2 separate regions of the Homo sapiens genome follow, and region 2 is linked to region 1. Evidence: chromatin loops called from intact Hi-C (ENCODE). Cell type or tissue: stomach. All regions are shown on one strand. Each heading gives the region's core, and the rest is flanking DNA. Links, peaks and the distances in the headings are about the cores only. Region 1 has its middle 110 kb from the start of ASCL4. Region 2 holds the start of ASCL4 (achaete-scute family bHLH transcription factor 4).

Evidence for each region. A loop is a pair of places that touch in the nucleus more often than their neighbours do. Peaks named below come from ENCODE experiments on the same cell type or tissue, not always from the same donor. Only the 100,000 strongest peaks of a DNase experiment are listed, where the experiment ranks them.
Region 2: a loop joins it to region 1, with 2.2 times the contacts of the local background. A loop is called at or near these places in 59 of 110 quality-filtered maps.

The regions. Positions count from the first base shown.
Region 1 is chr12:107,880,574-107,889,541 of GRCh38, reverse strand. It overlaps the pseudogene LOC390358 and the pseudogene LOC644746. Among named protein-coding and RNA genes, the nearest start is that of ASCL4, 110 kb to the right of the region's middle. In stomach, for the core only: a CTCF peak has its summit at 4,253 (motif pointing right); a DNase peak (open chromatin) is centred at 4,271; H3K27me3 peaks cover 1,601 bases.
Region 2 is chr12:107,771,399-107,780,366 of GRCh38, reverse strand. ASCL4 (achaete-scute family bHLH transcription factor 4) reads right to left here and starts at 5,663. Exons shown (of 1, transcript NM_203436.3): 1 at 3,723-5,663. The coding sequence starts at 5,148. The coding sequence ends at 4,630. In stomach, for the core only: no CTCF peak of the experiment used is centred there; no DNase peak of the experiment used is centred there; H3K4me3 peaks cover 1,139 bases; H3K27me3 peaks cover 5,171 bases.

The DNA.
Region 1 (8,968 bases), core at 662-8,661:
TTCCATATGCCCACATTGGACACTCTGCAGGTCATCAGAAATGACAAGGAGCTCATCAGCTGTGTCAACATCCAAGGTCATATCTACTGTGAAAGAAAAAAATCAGCCTCTCAGCAAGTGGGCAGTACACGTATTGCATTCAAACCCAATGCAGCCACCATTAATTCTATGACACATTGTAATAGACACTAGGAACAGAGAGAGATGCAGGAAGACTTAGCACATTCGAATGAGTCTGCGTTCAGGAATCTGGTAGGTATAGGCTGGCATGCTGACTTTAGCACATTACACAGGCAGCTGAGTTATGATAATTCACTTTAAATATACACATTCCACCAAATTGGGTTACAAAAATTACTCCGAGTTAAGTTGCGATATTGAATCGAGCATTATTTCCTTTAGTGCCTGCTACATGTGGTTAGCACATGATGTAGTGCTCTGGGCCAGAATTCACAACCAAATCTATATGTACAGGATCAATAACCACATGCACTTTTATCACTGTTTGCTGAGAGGCATTAGCCCTGGAATAAATTCATTGATCATAATGGTTGCCAAGACTCATTGTGGGTTGTTACAAATCACCAGACTGCTTCTAAATATTGCAGTCATGAGCCTCACAGCCAGAGAGAAGCTCAGATGCAGCTGATACCAGGCCCTTGCTATTCGGTGTGTGTGGGAACCAGCTGCAACAGCATCATCTGGGCACCTGGGAGAGAAATCTAGATTTGCAGACCAGCCTAGAGCTGCAGGATCAGAATCTGCATTTTAACAAGTCCCCCAGGTAATCTAATGCATAAAAGTTTGAAAAGCCATGATACAGCATAGTGTTCCCAATAGAAACATAATGCCAGCCACATGTGTAATATTAAAGTTTCTAGTAGCCACATTATCAAACATAAAAAGAAACAGGTGAATTAATTTTAATAATATTTTTATTTAACTTGATCAAACATATTCTCTTTCCATATGTGGCTGTAACCACATTTCAAGTTCTTAATGGTTACAGTGGCTATCATGTTGGACAGCACAGGTATAGGGCATGACCTAAACATTACGCATCCTTCAAAAAATCCAGGTGGTTCTAACCCATACTCAGGAGAGAGAACTAGTGTTGCTTAAAGAGCATAAGAACATTAGGTGCCAACATTTGGCGGGGCACGGTGGTTCACGCCTGTAATCCCAGCGCTTTGGGAGGCCAAGGCAGGCGGATCACAAGGTCAGGAGTTTGAGACCAGCCTGGCCAATATGGTGAAACCCTGTCTCTACTAAAAATACAAAAATTAGCCGGGAGTGGTGGCAGACACCTGTAGTCCCAGCTACTCGGGAGGCTGAGGCAAGAGAATCACTTGAACCTGGGAGGTGGAGGTTGTAGTGAGCCGAGATCGAGATCAGGCCACTTCACTCCAGCCTGGGAGACAGAGCGATACTCTGTCTCAAAAAAAAAAAAAAAAAATTAGGTGCCAAAATTCAGCTGACTCCTATATTTAATGGAGAGCATTTTTCACCGTTGGCTTTTCTGGGGCCTTCATGGGGAGGGCTCCAGATACCTAACCTTGGAACTTCGGCATCCTTGAGTTCAGGCATAGAATAGCTTTCAGCTGGGCTCCAGTTCTTTGATCTTGGAAATCAGCTTCCCCAGGTGGCAATTTGTCTTAATCTCATTCTTTTGAGAAACTATTGAGCAGAAAGTGCACAATAAACTCTCCTTTTGGGGTTCTGTCTTCAGTAAGTTGAAGCAGTGGGGGCAGCAGATGTAGCCACATTACAAGATGGATAGGACATCTGCTTGCTTCTTGAAAGTGTGCAGCCTTTGCTGCTGCTGCTAGGGTGAAACATACATAATAGTAATGGAGATCCAGGAGATGAAAGAACAGGGGCTATTTCATCTTCACATGCATAGAGATATCATGTACCATCCCTAGCACAAGGCAAAGGCTAAGGAATCTCTCTTTCATATATATATATAAACATATGCGAATGGCCCTGGTCTTCTGAATTTGAAATTCTAGTTGAAATAAAGGGTGTGATCTGTCACTTGGCTTAGAGTTGAGATTGTGAAAGGGAATGGAACTGGACTGTCTAATATAGGAGCTGCCAACCACATGTGGCTCTTGTCACCTGCAATGAGGCTTATCTACAGTGAGACATGCTTTGAGTGTGAAATCTGCCCAGGATTTTGAAGACATTATCAGAAAAATGTTTCATTAATAAGGTGAAAATTGATTTACATGTTAAAAATTATAATCCTTTGGATATTAAAATTAATTTATCTTGTTTCTTGTTACATTTTTTAACTTGGCTATCAGGAAATACATAGCTACATATATGAATTACATTATTTTGTCTGAGACATCCCTAGCCTAGACCCAGAGCCCCTCCAACTCTTCATCTGGTCCCACCTGGCTGGGCACAGACCCATAGCAGCAGCTGAAGGGTTAAGTCAATGGGGGAAACTCAAGTTATCATCTCCTAGAGTAGCCCAAGCTATGATTTGATTGAAAGAATCTGTCAGACTCCCAGCCTGTGTATTGAGAATCTAGTCCTGCCTTCAGCTTCTGGGCAGAGGATCCCGTGTCCCTAAGTGCTCCCACTGTGCCTGGCATTGAGTTGGCCTCAGATCATACTTGCAGCATTAATTACTTCATTCCCTGGATGTTGCTCTCTTATATTTGTCTTTTGTAGAAAGCTGAGAAGTGAGAAAGGAATAACACTGGACTCACTTCCACAAGATGCTTCTCTTGCTCCAGCTGCTTCTGAAATGAGCTGAGATGTGGAGTGGGACCCACCTATAAGGGGCTTTTTTATAGAAAGTCCTCCCTCCCACTTTATCCACATCCTGCCCCTTCTCTTTAACTCAATCAGTTATTGATTTAAATCTGGAATCAATGAGTTTTTTACTGAAGATATAGAGAAGCACCACGTGCAAAGGACAGCAATTTATCCTGCAAGTGGTTGTATTTTGATTAATATAGACATACCCTTTTTTCTGGATTAGCTTTTGAATATCATGTTTGCATATGACAAAATTTGGAATTTGGCCAGAAAACTTTCAAAGCCAAATATGAGGCATCACTATTAGCCCTTATGCAATGAATGGAGCTAGTTTCAAGTACTTTTTACTCACAAAGTAAAACCACCTCATATTTATTTAATTTATTTATTTTGTTAATTAGAGACAGAAATCTCACTATGCTGCCCAAGCTGGTCTCCAAATCCTGACCTCAAGTGATCCTCTTGCCTTGGCCTCCCAAAGTACTGGGATTACAGGCATGAGCTACTATGCCCAGCCTTCATATTTATTTTAGACCAAGGAAATTAATTCAACCTAATCTTAAGTCTTTCCTAAAGTCACCCTCACTAGACCATGGTTTCTTCAAATGGGCTTTTTCTTTATGCTTCTTATTTATTTATTTATTTATTTATTTATTTTTTGAGATGGAGTCTCACTCTGTCGCCCAGGCTGGAGAGCAATGGCGTGATCTCGGCTCACTGCAACATCCGCTTCCTTGGTTCAAGCAATTCCCCTGCCTCAGCCTCCTGAGTAGCTGGGACTACAGACACCCACCACCATGCCCGGCCAATTTTTGTATTTTTAGTAAAGACGGGGTTTCACCATGTTGGCCAGGCTGGTCTCGAACTCCTGACCTCATGATCCGCCCGCCTCAGCCTCCCAAAGTGCTGGGATTAAGATCTGTGTTTAGAAGTTTGATTTTAAAACAAACAGGAATAATAGCCCCAGATAATCAGGCTTTTCAAGTTTCTGGCGTTTTTTTTTCCTTTCCCTTTGTTAGTAACCATGTCAAAAGTAAAAGATATTTTTATAATCTTACTATTTTCCTTATATCACAAACTACATGAAATGAGATGGCTCTCTTTATTAAAATATAATTCAATAAAAGGTTTCCCTGTGGTTTTAGATCATTCAGTGGTGGGAGAGTTGAGAATGGGAGAATGAAAAACTGGGACTCAAGGGGCTGGGCTGGGGAAGAAATTAGATTATATATTTCACTGCTTGGATCTGGCCTGAGGGTGAGATGTCACAGCCTGGGCTGCTATCTGGATGCTGGGAGGGTCTCAGGGAGTGTTTCTGACCGGGGCATCTTTGTCCAGAGGAGAAGTTGACAAATGCCCACCCACAGGGCTTTTCTGTTGAACTGCATGGAGCAAAAGGAGCTCCTTGGTGTTCATCCAGTTTGCCATGTGGGGAACCCAGCAATGAGGGGATTTGAGGGAGCCTTTCTCGGGCAGTTTGTTCTAACAACCAGAAGATGGCGCCCGAGATTGAGGTCCGGTGCCCGGTCTGCCCTCAAGGAATATTCAATATAGACCATATTCTGGGCCATAAAACACACCTTCACATATTGAAAAGAATATAAATCATACAAAGGATGATTTCAGATCACAATAGATCAGAATAGCCATCTCTAGCAGAAAGACAGAAAATTTCAAAAATATTAAACAACACTCTTCTCTGAAAATGTTTAGAGATTTAGTAACACATGGGTCAAAGAAGTCGCAAGAGAAATTAAAGAATATTTGAGGCAGGATGTGGTGGCTGGCACCTATAACCTCAACTACTAGGGAGGCTGAGGTGGGAGAATAGCTTGACACTGGGAGTTCCAGACCAGCCTGGGCAACATAGTGAGACCCTGTCTCTAAAAAAAATTAATTAATTAATTAATAATAAATTTTATTTTTAAAACTTGGGTTTTACCAAAAATTTCACTTTTGCTTGGCTTCTTCCTTTTCCTCCTGCTCCTACCTTTCCCTCCACTAGTTTTTCTGAAACTTCATGAATTCTGGAGTCAGAGTCTGGGAAACTTACCTATGCCAGTCAGGACAGGTATACATATACTGGGATCTTCCTGATTCTGCTGAAAGTGTACTTTTCAGTCATAGAATATTGCATATATCCCCAGCACATTCACGTGGCTGGGAGGCAGGGCCTTTTCTAAGTCAGCTCACAATGCTGACACCTCAGACCCTTGACCATCTTCAATGATTCTTAAAAATGGGATATAAGGCCAGGAGCAGTGGCTCACACCTGTAATCCCAACATTTGGGGAGGTCAAGGTGGGCAGATTGCTTGAACCCAGGAGTTTGAGACCAGCGTGGGGAACATGGTGAAACCCCATTTCTATTTAAAAAAAAAAAAAGGAGAAATTAGCTGGGCATGATGGTGCACACCTGTAGTCCCAGCTGGGGCTAGAGGGAGGCGGAGGTGGAAGGATCACCTGCACCTGGGGAGGTCAAGGCTGCAGTTAGCTGACATCACACCACTGCACTCCAGCCTGGGTGACAGAGTGAGGCTCTTAAAAAAAAAGTATGTAAAGGTTGCCAATGGTTTAAAATGCAAAGAACACTTGAAAAGCCAGCACTAGTTTCAGTAGATCCCTCCTGCAGGGAACTGACTTGTGATAAGAGCATGACTGCCTGGCCCCCAGCATGCATCTCCAGAGTGACCAGAGCTGTGCCAGCCAGAGGAGCACAGCACTGAGGACCCCACAGGGATAACGGAAGGAGGAAGGATCGGCTGATCAGAGTCAGGTATTACCAGGAGTGCACTCGAGACAAAGCAGTACATTCTACAGTGGGGGAATTACCATTGTTAATGTAGACAATCTCATGTCCAAGACAATGTTAGCTACACGGAGCTGTGGTGGTGGAAAGTTGTTCAGTGCTGGATAAGACACAGGTATTTATCCACATTTGTTTTGTTCAAATACACACACAAACCCCTGCCCACCCCCCCACCCACACATTGCACTATGAATAAAAAGTGTTGCACCCCTATTATTTAGAAACTCACATAATCCATTTGGTTACAGCCAAATATTTATTTAACTTATAAACTCCATAATACATAAAGCCGAACTTACAGAAATAAAAGGTAAAGCATTTGGAAATTAAGAATACAAAACATATCATTAGGAAACAAAATATAAACACAAAACTCAACACGTTTGATGGTGACAATAATCAATATTTAAAACTCAGCTTCTATTCTAATGAATCTATGAAGTTAACTACATCATGGAATGGTCTATATTTTTCTGCTATGATTTTGTAAAATATGTATACCCAACAGAAACTTCCTAGGTCTACCCACCAAGTAATTTAATTTCCCGATCCTGTTTCTATGCAGTGGGGGTTTATTTGCCCTCCCCAGGATGGACTAGAGGATGGGCAGTGCCTGGATTTATCACAGGACAGACACTCAGGATACCCTGCTCTGGGAGAGTGGAAGGAGCAAAATATGGGCGCAGTGGCTCTTCAGGAAAAACTTTCGTGAATGTATAGATGTGGGATCCATCTCCAAGGTGGTAAAAGGAGATGTCTCCCATGCCTCTATCCAAAAATATCCCCACTCGCTCTAAATTGGGGTTCACCCAGAGGGGTGTTGGAGGGCTTGTGTTAGCAAAGTGGAAGCCCCCAGCCATCAAACTCACAATCCAGAATCCATCCTCTGTGGTCATTTGGATGTTCCCTTTGCGGTTGGCAGATTCTCTGCAGACTCCCAGATTCCATTATTTGCTTGTTCCTAGGTCCACCTCCCAGTAGTGGCGGCCAGAGGTGAAACCAGGGGAGCCCAGGACAGCACCTGCGAAGTTGAATCTCTCAGCACTGTTTGGCCGATTCTGATGGATCCTCCCACATCGGACGCTCCTGAGGTCTTCAGAAATGAGGAGGAGGTTGTGAGCCATGTCAACATCCAAGGTCACCTCCACTGCGAAAACAAAAACAAGTAGCTCAGCAAATGCACAGAAGCCAAGCCCATTTCACTCCTCTACTGCAAAGTCCCAAATATCTCATTGACTTTGGTTTCTGTCAATCTGCTTTTTTTCCTGAAGTCAGAGCTTTTCTCGAGGCAACTTCTCTGAATAGTTGAAATTCTCAGATATACTTGTTGTAATATGTGGCTCTTATTCATAGTAGAAGTTTTTATTTTACATTATGTCATGTGTTTGTTTATGTCATGTATTTCTTCTGCTTAAAGGGGAGGGTCTCAAGACAGACACCATGACCCTCTTTCTACAATACTGATGAGTGAAAAATGACTGATAGTTAAGACAATGCAAGTTAGCAATATTAAATGATATGTTTCTTTTTTCACATTTTATTGGTCCAATTTAAATAGTGTCTAGGGCATGAATCCAGGCTTTTGTTCTCCGTATTTGTAACCAATTAATTTTGTTCAGTTTTGACAGGAGACGGGATATCTCTGCAGCTGATAATGTGATGACAGAGGTCCCATGCCTGGACTTAAGAGAATCTAAGGCCAAGAGGAAGATAAGGACCTAGACGGAAGGATGCTCTTCATCCTATGGGGAAGTTGAGGCCTTAAGCAAGACAATATTAATGGGCTTAAATTTAAGAGATGAGATAAAAGGTATTTAAAAATTATTAGAATGAGCATTTTACAACATTGTGTATGCGGTTGAAAAGCGAAGTCACCAACTTTAGTGGAAGAGGAAGAAAGGAAGGGGTGGGATCTGGCCTAGGAAAATTTATTGTCTAGACCATTCTGGAAAAAAAAATCTATAGAACCTGTTATCCTTCAAGTCCAATGTACATTATTTGAATGATGGATACCTTAAAAGCCCTCACTTGACCACTGTGTAATCAATGCATGTAACCAAATTGCACATGTATCTCATAAATGTGTACACATTTCTTTTAAGTTTTGAGAATCCCTTGTCTAAGCCACGACATAGACACGGGTATATTTTGCTGGAGATCAAAAAATAAAACCAGGTGTTTCTACATGTTGTCAGGGCTGAGAATCACTGATGCCAGAGGAACATTTCAGTTTCAGGTGCCAGACATCAGCTAATTACCCTATGGTACGGAGAGCCAATTGCACGAATACTTTTTCCTCTTTTGGTAGTGGGAAGGGGCAGGGTATACAGATTCCTTACCTTGGAACTTCCGCATCCTTGGGTTCATCTTCAGAATCTTTTTCAGCTTGGGCTCCAGTTCCTTAATGTGCGAAACCAGCCTCCCCAGCTGCCGATTGAGCCTGATGTTGTTTTTCTGAGAAGCCTCCAGGCAGAAGGGACACAAGACACCTTCCCCTTGGGGCTCCTTCTGCAGTGAATTGGTGCAGCTGAGGCAGAAGACACATTCACACTCCAAGGACATTGGCTTTTCTAAGTAAACTGTGCAGATGGGACATCTGGTTGCTTCTTTTAAGAGTTCATCTGTGGTCACTGCCAGGCAAAAAAAAATACACAGGGAAGTGAATTTTCATGAAATGACAGCCTCTTAGTGTGTGACAAGTGACAACCTTTCCATGCATAGAGTTACTCTGCTCCAGCTTTATAGTCCTTAGAACAAGACCGTGAGTACAAACACTCCAGCACATGCCCATGTCTTCAGAGATTTGAAGTTCTATTGGGGAAGACAAGTCCCAAATGGTCCCTGTGCTTTGAGCTGAGTTGGAGGAAGAGTCGATTCTCCTGGTGACCCAGCAGCTGTGCCAGCAGATGAGCCTGAGCCCATGACACAGCGGCACCCATGTGAGGAGCAACGAGCTGGGGTCATTTCCTCTCCTCTGAGGGGAGCCCAAGCAAGAGATTCATTAATGAGAATAAGAACTACATCCTTCCTGCAGCCTTGGGACTGAATACCAAACTGACTGCCACCACTCCTACAGTGAGGGGATCCAGGGTGACTGATTTCAACTCCGAGGCAGCACTCAGACAGCCTTTGTTGAAAGCATTAATTACTAATTTCTTTCATTCATCCCCCTATGTTATAACCCCAATTCTAGACATCTGAGAAGGAAAAGCAAAGCACACAGATGTGGACTCACCTCTTCCGCTGAAATCTTTGTACGCCATCCTCTTCCACCAAGAGCTCAGGTATGGTGGGGAAAGGGCATAGGAGAGCCTTTTATTGGCAAGATTGCCCAACCCTCCATGATCACACCCTTCCACTCCCTCTAATCCTCCATGATCACACC
Region 2 (8,968 bases), core at 382-8,381, 110 kb after region 1:
TACTTCAACCATCTGACACCTCTGATTCATAGGATGCTGTCACTCATTCCCTCTTTCTTATACAATTATATCCTCATTTAATTGCCACAATTTCATACCAGCTTGATTCTCTTTCCAACTTCTCTGGCTCCTATTTCTCAGCTCTCTTCAAAGACATTTCTTCTTCTGACACACCTTCAACGCAGGCCTGTCCCTGCTTTCTTCTCTTTATTTATTTATTTATATGTATTTTTTGAGACACAGTGTCACTCTGTTGCCCAGGCTGGAATGCAGTGGTGTGATCATGGCTTATTGCAGCCTCGACCTCCTGGGCTCAGGTGATCCTCCCACCTCAGCCTCCCGAGTAGCTAGGACCACAGGCATGCACCACCCTGCCTGGCTAATTTTTTGTAGACAGCGGGGAGTCTCCTTATGTTTCACAGGCTGGTCTTGAACTCCTGGCTCAAGTGATCCTCCTACCTCAGGCTCCCAAAGTGCTGGGATTACAGGTGTGAGCCACCATGCCCAATTCTTCTCTTTTTCTCATCAACATTCTCCTGTGGAGATCATACCTACTTCTATAACTCCCCATAAGTGTGTGGCTCTTAAAGAAACAGCTACGCTTGACTTTTCTCTTTACCTCAACCTCAGCATTTTCAGTTGCTTGTGGGCAGGAGTAGCCTACCAGTATTTTACATTCAGCGTCTCCAAAACAAGACTCTTACATTTTAAATCCACTTCTCTTTCTGTGTTCTCAATTTCAACCACAGTTGTCTTTAACTTCTCCCTCTTCCTCATCCCCTCCCCCTCCTCTGAGTTGCCAAGACCTATCAGTTCCACTTGTCAATCCATCCCTCCCTTCACATTCCCAATGATACTGTCAGAGTTCAGGCCCCTACTTTGTTTCCTCTCCCTTAATTATGGCAATACCCTATTGGTCCGCTGCTTCCTACCACCGGAGTACCATGATCCTTAACCACGTACCTTCTCCAAAACCCTCCCTCAATTTTTTTTTCAGTAGTTCCCCATTGGTTAAAAAATAAACTCCAAGCTGTTTTAGCCTGGCTTTCAATGTCCCTAGAGCTGCCTCAGCCATTGTATGCAGTCTCCTATTACTCAGCCTCTCTGCGCTCTCCAAACAGTTCCTGTCTTTGCAGCAACTTTGTTCCTCTTATTCCCTCTGCCTGGAGTTCTCGTTCCATTCTTACCTACTAAACACTGCATCCACCAAAGCCTTTCCTTCTTGCTCCCTTCTCACTTGAGGCTGGACCAAATCCCTCTTTTCTTTGGTTCCTCATAGCATATCTTCCATTTTGGATATCAGTTATACCATTTATACCTTTTTCCTCATATTGAGGTAAAACCGGTCTATTTCCCTACCAGCTTGTAAAGAGTCTTCAAGTTCCATTCCATAAAAAACTTATAAAGCTTTTGGTGATTTTTTGTGCTGTTTTGTTTTAACTGGGCGTGGTAACAGCAAGAAAAAAAAAAGTAGGCCGCAGCCCCAGGGCTGGATCATTCTAGTGGGAAGAGGGAAATACAGGAACAGAAAGCACCGTGCTGTGTGGCAGGAAGTGGGCATGTCTTATTACATTTGCTTCCCTCAGCTCGGACTTTGCACAGGTCGGATGCATGATATTTTCCAGCTGGAAGAGTCTAAAAGATAATGTGACACTCTTCATGTGTTCTAGCATAGAAAACTGAGAACACAACAGTTAGGGACTTGCTCAAAGTCACCAAGTCAGTGAGTGGCAAGAGCTGGATCCAGCCCCAGGGCCAGGGCACGCTCTGCCACATCCCAACGCAGCTCCTGCTTTGCACGCTCGGGGTGGGGTGGGGTGGGATGGGGTGTCGCAGCAATTACTCAGGTTGCCAACCACAGGGAGTATTCTAAAAGCAATCAAGTGTGATCAAGGGATATGTCTGGGCTGAGTGGGAAAAATAAAAAAAGGGAAGATGTTGAAGGACATGAAAATCTTTCTCCTTTTATGAATGCTTCATTGCCATAAAACTCCCCTCCATTCTTGCTTCCACAAAATTCACTGGAAATTTATTTTGTTCCTTTTGAAAGTCAAATTGTTCTAGGGTTAATGAAGTGATCATTCGCCGGAAAAGAGGTCAAACCTTTTTAAAGGTCTCATTCCCGGATTGGTGCTCCTCCTGTAAGTCATGGGGAAGGTCTCAGAAAAACTGCAAGATTTCTTCTTTTAAAAAGTTATATGATTGCGGAAGGAGTTCATTTAATTATTACTATTTTTTTAAATAGTAGTCTTACTCTGTTGCCCAGGCTGGAGTGCAGGCAGAGGCACGATCATGGCTTACGGCAGCCTCAAACACCTGGGTGCAAGGAAACCTCCAACCTCGCCCTCCTGAGCAGTTGGGACTACAGAGGCGTGCCACCAAGCCCGGATACATTTTTTTAATTTTTGTAGGTACAAGGTTTCTATATGTTGCCAAGGGCTGGTCTCATGCTCTTGGCCTCAAGTAATCCTCCTACCTTGGCCTCCCAAAGCGCTGGGACTACACGCATGATCCACCACACCCAGCTGAGAGATGGTTTTATTTTTATTTTTCCAAAAGGTTTCTCAAAATCATTGCCTCATTCTCAACAGGGCTTTAAATAAAACCACGTTAAGGTTTCCAGTACCTGGGCTGGTCTCAAACTCCTGAGCTCAAGCGATCCATCTACCTTTGCCTCCCAATGTGCTGGGATTACAGGGTGAGCCACTGCACCCAGCCAATTCTATGTTTTAACATGGATTCAGTGTTCAAAGCATGTATCCTAGAACATTACCAGAGGAGGTAAGAGAGTGTGGTCACTCTGTCCCTCTTTTGAAACACTGAAGAAATCATACCAACTCCACCTAGAGATTTTATTCTTAACCAGGCTTTACTCTCCATAAACTGAGAAATAGTATTTTCCCCAAAATAATAAAACTACTAATTTATCATTGGTTAGTGCCTTGCAGATTACCAAGGTCTTTCACATACACTTCTGTAAACATTTCTGTACAGGTGAGAAAACTGAGTTGAAGCAACATTTGCTCTGCTAGCAAATGACAGAGCAAGAGACAGCATGGTAAGGGAGAAAGAAATCCTTGGCTTTGGGTTCAGGCTCGGGACTTGATCTCAGCTCAAGGAATCCTAGCAACACTAAACTGGTCAAGGTATGTAACCTCTTTGAGCTTCATATTTTTTTTAATCACAAAATATTTGTCATACCCACCCCACAAATTTATGACAATTAAATAGGACAAAATGTAAAAAGCCACAACAAAATTCCTAGCACATAAAAGATGTCCACTGAAGATATAGCCTGCCTTAGTTGCTACAACTGTAAAAGGGGGTAATAAAATCTAAGTGAAATCTACCTGGAGGATGCACTTCCACTGTTAGTTCTCTTTGTCCATTTCCATTTCCCCTCCTTCTTCCCCCACAAACCAAAGCTGCCTCCATGGAAAGGATAATTCGGCATATTAGAAAACAATCTTAGGGAAGTTGATCTTCATACATCAGCAGGCATTTAACTTATCTACTGAACTCAAAATTGTTTCTTAGAAAAAAAATGACCCAAATTCAATATTTTAAAAAGGCTTTTAACATGGCCAAAGTCACTACATCATTTCCATATACTGTACCTGGAAGCCCTAATGGTGATAAAAATATTTGAGAATGTACCAACTTCAATCCATCCGTCTTGTCCCATATCTTTCCCCCATCTGGCTCAACCCGCAAAAAGGACTTCCAAGTAGATTTCTTTTTTATTTTTAAAGTCACAGTGCCACTTCAGTTTATCCAAAACTTAGATGGAGAGCTACACGTTGGGGGGCGGGGGGTATGCAGAGAAAAGGAAAATGAAGAAAACAGTGGACAAAACAATTGAGAGGAAAAACAAGTTTTCATACAAATCTGGGCTCTCTTCCAAAGAGATCATTAATTCTAAGATATTTTACTATCTGCTCAATGCTACAAAGCTTCCACGTGGCCACTGGATGAAACAGTGTGTACCAAGCCACGGATTCCCTGGCACCATCATTCACACAGTCAACAACAGCACATGCTGGCAAATTCGTTCTCAAGTACCAGCTTACAGTCTCCTTCACCCAAAGCAGGAGGTCAACAATTACTTTCCATTACATTTTGAATACAATTCCCGAAGGAAGGAATGCAAGAAAATGTTCCTCTCATTTTTAAGGACTGTTTTTGGCTGTTTGGGGTTGTTTCTGTTTTGGTGGCGGTAAAGTTCTTCTTTGGTTAAGGTTTAATGTTTATGTATACCATTTACCCACACCACGGAAGGTGGGAAATTCCAGTTGTTCTCGCCCTTTGAGTTTTTAGAATAATCGTATTTACAATGAGGTGCTCAGAATCTGAAACAGTTTGCATTTTAGAAGTATAGGAAAAGAGTCTCCTTAATAAGCACCTATAAGTTGCAGGCACGTAACCAATAAGGGCAGGGGAGAAATTCCCAAATGTCAAAACAACTCCCCCATCCCCCAAACCCCAGCACCCATTTCTTTTTCTTAAGATTTAGGCCTGGAGAAGATGCCAGATTAAGAATGCAAACCACCTTCGAAGAGGACCTTAGGTTGAGCGCCCGGCTGCGCGCTGTGCGGCGGGCGCGGGGGTCCTGGCCAGTTCGGGCGCTCGCTAGCTGCCCCCCTCCTCGGGCTCGCTGCTGGGCGAAGGCGCCGAAGAGGCCTTGGACTCCCCGTCGCTGTTGCATTCCGCCCTGCGCTGGGGGACGGCGCCGGCCGCGCCCTCGAGCCCCCAGGCCTGGCGCTCCAGCAGCTCCTGCAGGTGCTTGATGTAGTCGATGGCAGCGCGGAGCGTCTCCACTTTGCTGAGGCGCTTGTCTGCCAGCTCCCGGGGCAGGTGGTCTCGGAGGCGCGCATAGCCCTCGTTCACGCAGCGCACCCGCTGCCGCTCGCGCTCGTTGCGCTTGCGGAGGAAGGCGGGCTCGAAGGCGCTGTCCAGCGGCACGGGCAAGTACTGCCATCCCCGTGCGCAGCCGCTGCGCGCCCACTCCCAGCACGCGGCGTCCAGACGCAGGGCGACCCTGAGGGGGTCCCTCCGCGGGAGTCCGGGCAGGGTCCCCGGAACGCCCAGGGGCGCGGTGCGCAGCGAGTATGGCAAGGCCAGCCGTTCCGCCGGTTTACGCGTCTCCATCATTTGCCGGAAAGCACACAAATCACTCAAGAGGTCAATCTCTCAATAGAAGAAGACGAAACAGAATCTTAGAAGCAGAGGTGCTGGTGCAGACTGCCTGGCTCAGTGGGTCTGTCTTTGCAGAAGTTTCTGGGTCCAGAAGTTAGGTTCCTGGACAGGCTTCAGGGAAACGGTGCATGATTCCTGAAGTTCATTGCACTCCTCGATCTTTTTATGATTTAGGCAGAGGTGGTAGGCAAAGACGTAGGATCTCCTAATCCACACTTCAAACCCCGTCTTCCCCACTGATCTTCTTTCAGAAGATAACAAAGGGGGTTCCTCTGCCTGGTCCCCCAGCCTGGAAAGGTGAGCTCACACCAGAGTCATCTTCCAAAGCCACCAAAAGCTTTTCAATGCCTGTAATCCACCACTCTAGGTCTTCAAGAGATGAGTCGTTCGCCAAGAGCCTAGCAATCTTCAGGATTTGAGAAGAGCTCCTCCCAGGAACCTGCAGATCTGGCGGCGGAGGGAAAGTGGACCAGAGGCTTTCTCCTTGAAAATCACTTGACTGTCCTTTGTGGTTTCCCGCGACCAGGTCTAATGGAAGGAGCTTTTAGAGTGTTTGCAAACTTAAACTTGCTCTTTCATTTCTGGGGTCTTAGCCTCATCAAAGGAAAAACTGCTCTCTTGCGGTTATAAAATGTGTCAAGTCAAGGAAGACCCGGGGCGAGGCTTGAGGTTTTTCTTCTTCCAAACCGAATCTTTTAAAAACTCAATGAGGCATGTTTGAAGGGTATAGGAAAAATACAGACTGTAGCAAAGAATATAAGGGTCTGCATATTATGTTCCAACATATGTTGTTTTATGGTTGTTGAGGGTGTTTTATGGAGATGCGACTTTTTAAAAGCACATCAAAAGACTGAACAATAACAAACGCGCTTAGCCGGTTATTTCTCACAGTGCTTACTGTAAACACAGCTTAAATACTGCTTCCCAGCCTCCTCTTCTAATCTCACCCAGGATATAAGGACATCATCTTTCCATAGCGCAAAGAGTGTTTTTCCATTGGATTCTTCTTCTTTAAAAAATGTCATTTATTTTCTCTCTTGGGGGCAGGAAAGCAACATTTGAAAGGTGGAGACTCCAAGTTCCAAGGAGAAAGGATGATGTCTTTGAAGACTTGTCTTTTTAAGACACAACCCCTCCAAAATGAATAATTAATCCATCCGTGTTGGTAAACCTTTGAAGATTAAAGTGTCATTAAAAATCCAACTGTACTGGTTAACGTCAAAGAATATGTTATCACACTGAAAATCAGATTTCCTCTTCTGCAAACCAGTACATTAAAGGTGTCTTCTACTTTAAAAGTCCTACTTAAAAACAAGAGAAGCAAAAACCCCCTACATTTATGATGAGAGCTTTTGCCTATTCCTCAGCAGACAAGGTGCTGCCCTAACATGTTTTTCTTTTTAGTTTGGCAAGTCCTGTTCTTCCCTGTTTGTTCTAAATGATCCGCCTGAAGCAACTCAAAAAACAAGGCAAATAAAATAGAAATAATTATTCCTTTCGGGTATAAGTTAGTCACATTTTTAAAGGTGTAGCTTGGCTGGGTGCAGTGGCTCAAGGTTGTATTCCCAGCACTTTGGGAGGCCAAGGCGGGTGGATTGCTTGAGGCCAAGAGTTCAAGACCAACCTGGCCAACATAGCAAGACCCCCATCTTTTAAAAAGAAGAAAGAAAAATTAAAAGTTGTAGCTCCTGATGAGGTTTGTACTGGCAAATAGCCTAATATATCATCACAATTTCTCAGTAGAATTGAGAAAGCCCTTTCTATTAGGAGAAAAGTCCACCACTCAGGCAGGTAGGCTGTTATACCACAAGGTGCTTTTTGGCCATGTCAAAGATTTTAACTTTTAAGAGTGACAGGAAGATAATGAAATATTTTAAGCAGGGAGGTGACATTTGAAGATTTGTGTTTCAAAAAAGATAACTGTGTCTGCAGATTGAGGACTAGATTGGAAGAGAGCAAAAGGAAGAACAGTTGAGATGCCATTTCTCCTTCTCAGATTGGCAAAAGTTTAAAAGATTGCTAAGATTCAGGGGAGGCAAGGATTTGAGGAAAGGGTGGGAGCATAAATTGCTTCAAGAAACTATTAAAATTATTATTATTATTATTATTATTATTATTATTATTATTTTGAGACAGGTCTCACTGTCACCCAGGCTGGGGTGCAGTGATGCGATCTCGGCTCACTGCAACCTCCGCCTCCCAGGCTCAAGGGATCCTCCTATCTCAGCCTCCTGAGTAGCTAGGACTACAGGCTTGTGCCTCCACATCCCAGCTAAACAAACTGTTAAAATTAATAGTGCACATCACATCCTTTGATTCAGATATCTGTGCCGTTTTGTCCTACCAAAATAAATGTAGCAATACCTATTTATGTGTACAATAATCTTTATTGCAACATTTGTAGCAATTTAAAAAAACGAAGACTCCAGGCAAGGTGGCTTATGCCTGTAATCCCAGCACTTTGGGAGGCCAAAGTGGGTGGATCACTTGAGGTCAGGAGTTCGAGACCAGCCTAGCCAACGTGGCGAAACCCTGTCTCTACTAAAAATACAAAAAATTAGTCAGGCGTTGTAGCAGGTGCCTGTAATCCCAGCTACTTGGGAGGCTGAGACAGGAGAATCACTTGAATCCTGGAGGCGGAGGTTGTACTGAGCCAAGATCACGCCACTGCACTCCAGCCTGGGTGACAGAGCAAGACCCAGTCTCAAAAAAAAAAAAAAAAAGGCGAGGCTGGGCACAGTAGCTCACGCCTGTAATCTCAGCACTTTGGGAAGCCGAGGTGGGAGGATCATGAGGCCAGGAGTTCAAGACCTGCCTGACCAGCATGATGAAACCCCATCTCTACTAAAAATCAAAAAAATTAGCTGGGCATGGTGGCACATGCCTGTAGTCCCAGCTACTTGGGAGGCTGAGGCAGGAGAATTGCTTCAACCTGGCAGGCAGAGGTTGAAGTGAGCTGAGATAGCCTGGGCGACAGAGCGAGACTCTGTCTCAAAAAATAAATAAATAGATAAAGAAGAAGAAGAAAAAGGGAACAGCCTGAACAGCCTGAATGTCCATCAATAGGAAAAGAGTTAAAAATCTTAGAATATTATGCTATTATTAAAAATAATGAGTAAAATCTGTACGTAAGAACTTGCAGACATATCCACAATGTCTTAAGTGAAAAAAGCAAATTGCAGAGTAACATATGCAGCAGGAACATAAAAACAATTCTACATGATGTGTATGTCCTTTATATGTGTTTCTGTGAGCATGGAGAATGAAATAGAAAGACACATACTAAATGGTTTTTTGCATTGGTTGCCTAAAAAGAAAGGGTGGCATTGGGGAGGAAGGGGGGATGTTCATTTTTCTTTATAAATCTTTCTACTGTTTAACTTGTTAATACCAACACTATTACTTTCTTATTTTTATAACCCAGTGAAACTTAATAAGATAAAATGTGTAGAAAGTTCAAATGACACCCCCTGATCTGGCCCAAACCAACAGATTTACCATTAGAAATTAGAACTCTTAGACCAGGTTTTCTGGCTCCTTGTAAATTCTGTCTCTGAGGACGAAGTATCTACAAGACTTTCTCTCTCTCTCTCTCTCTCTCACTGCTAATACCACAATCAAAATTGGTCAAGGCCGGGCGCGGTGGCTCATGCCTGTAATCCTAGTACTTTGGGAGGCCAAGGCAGGAGGATCACCTGAGGTCAGGAGTTCAAGACCAGCCTGACCAACATGGAGAAACCCCGTTTCTACTAAAAATACAAAATTAGCTGGG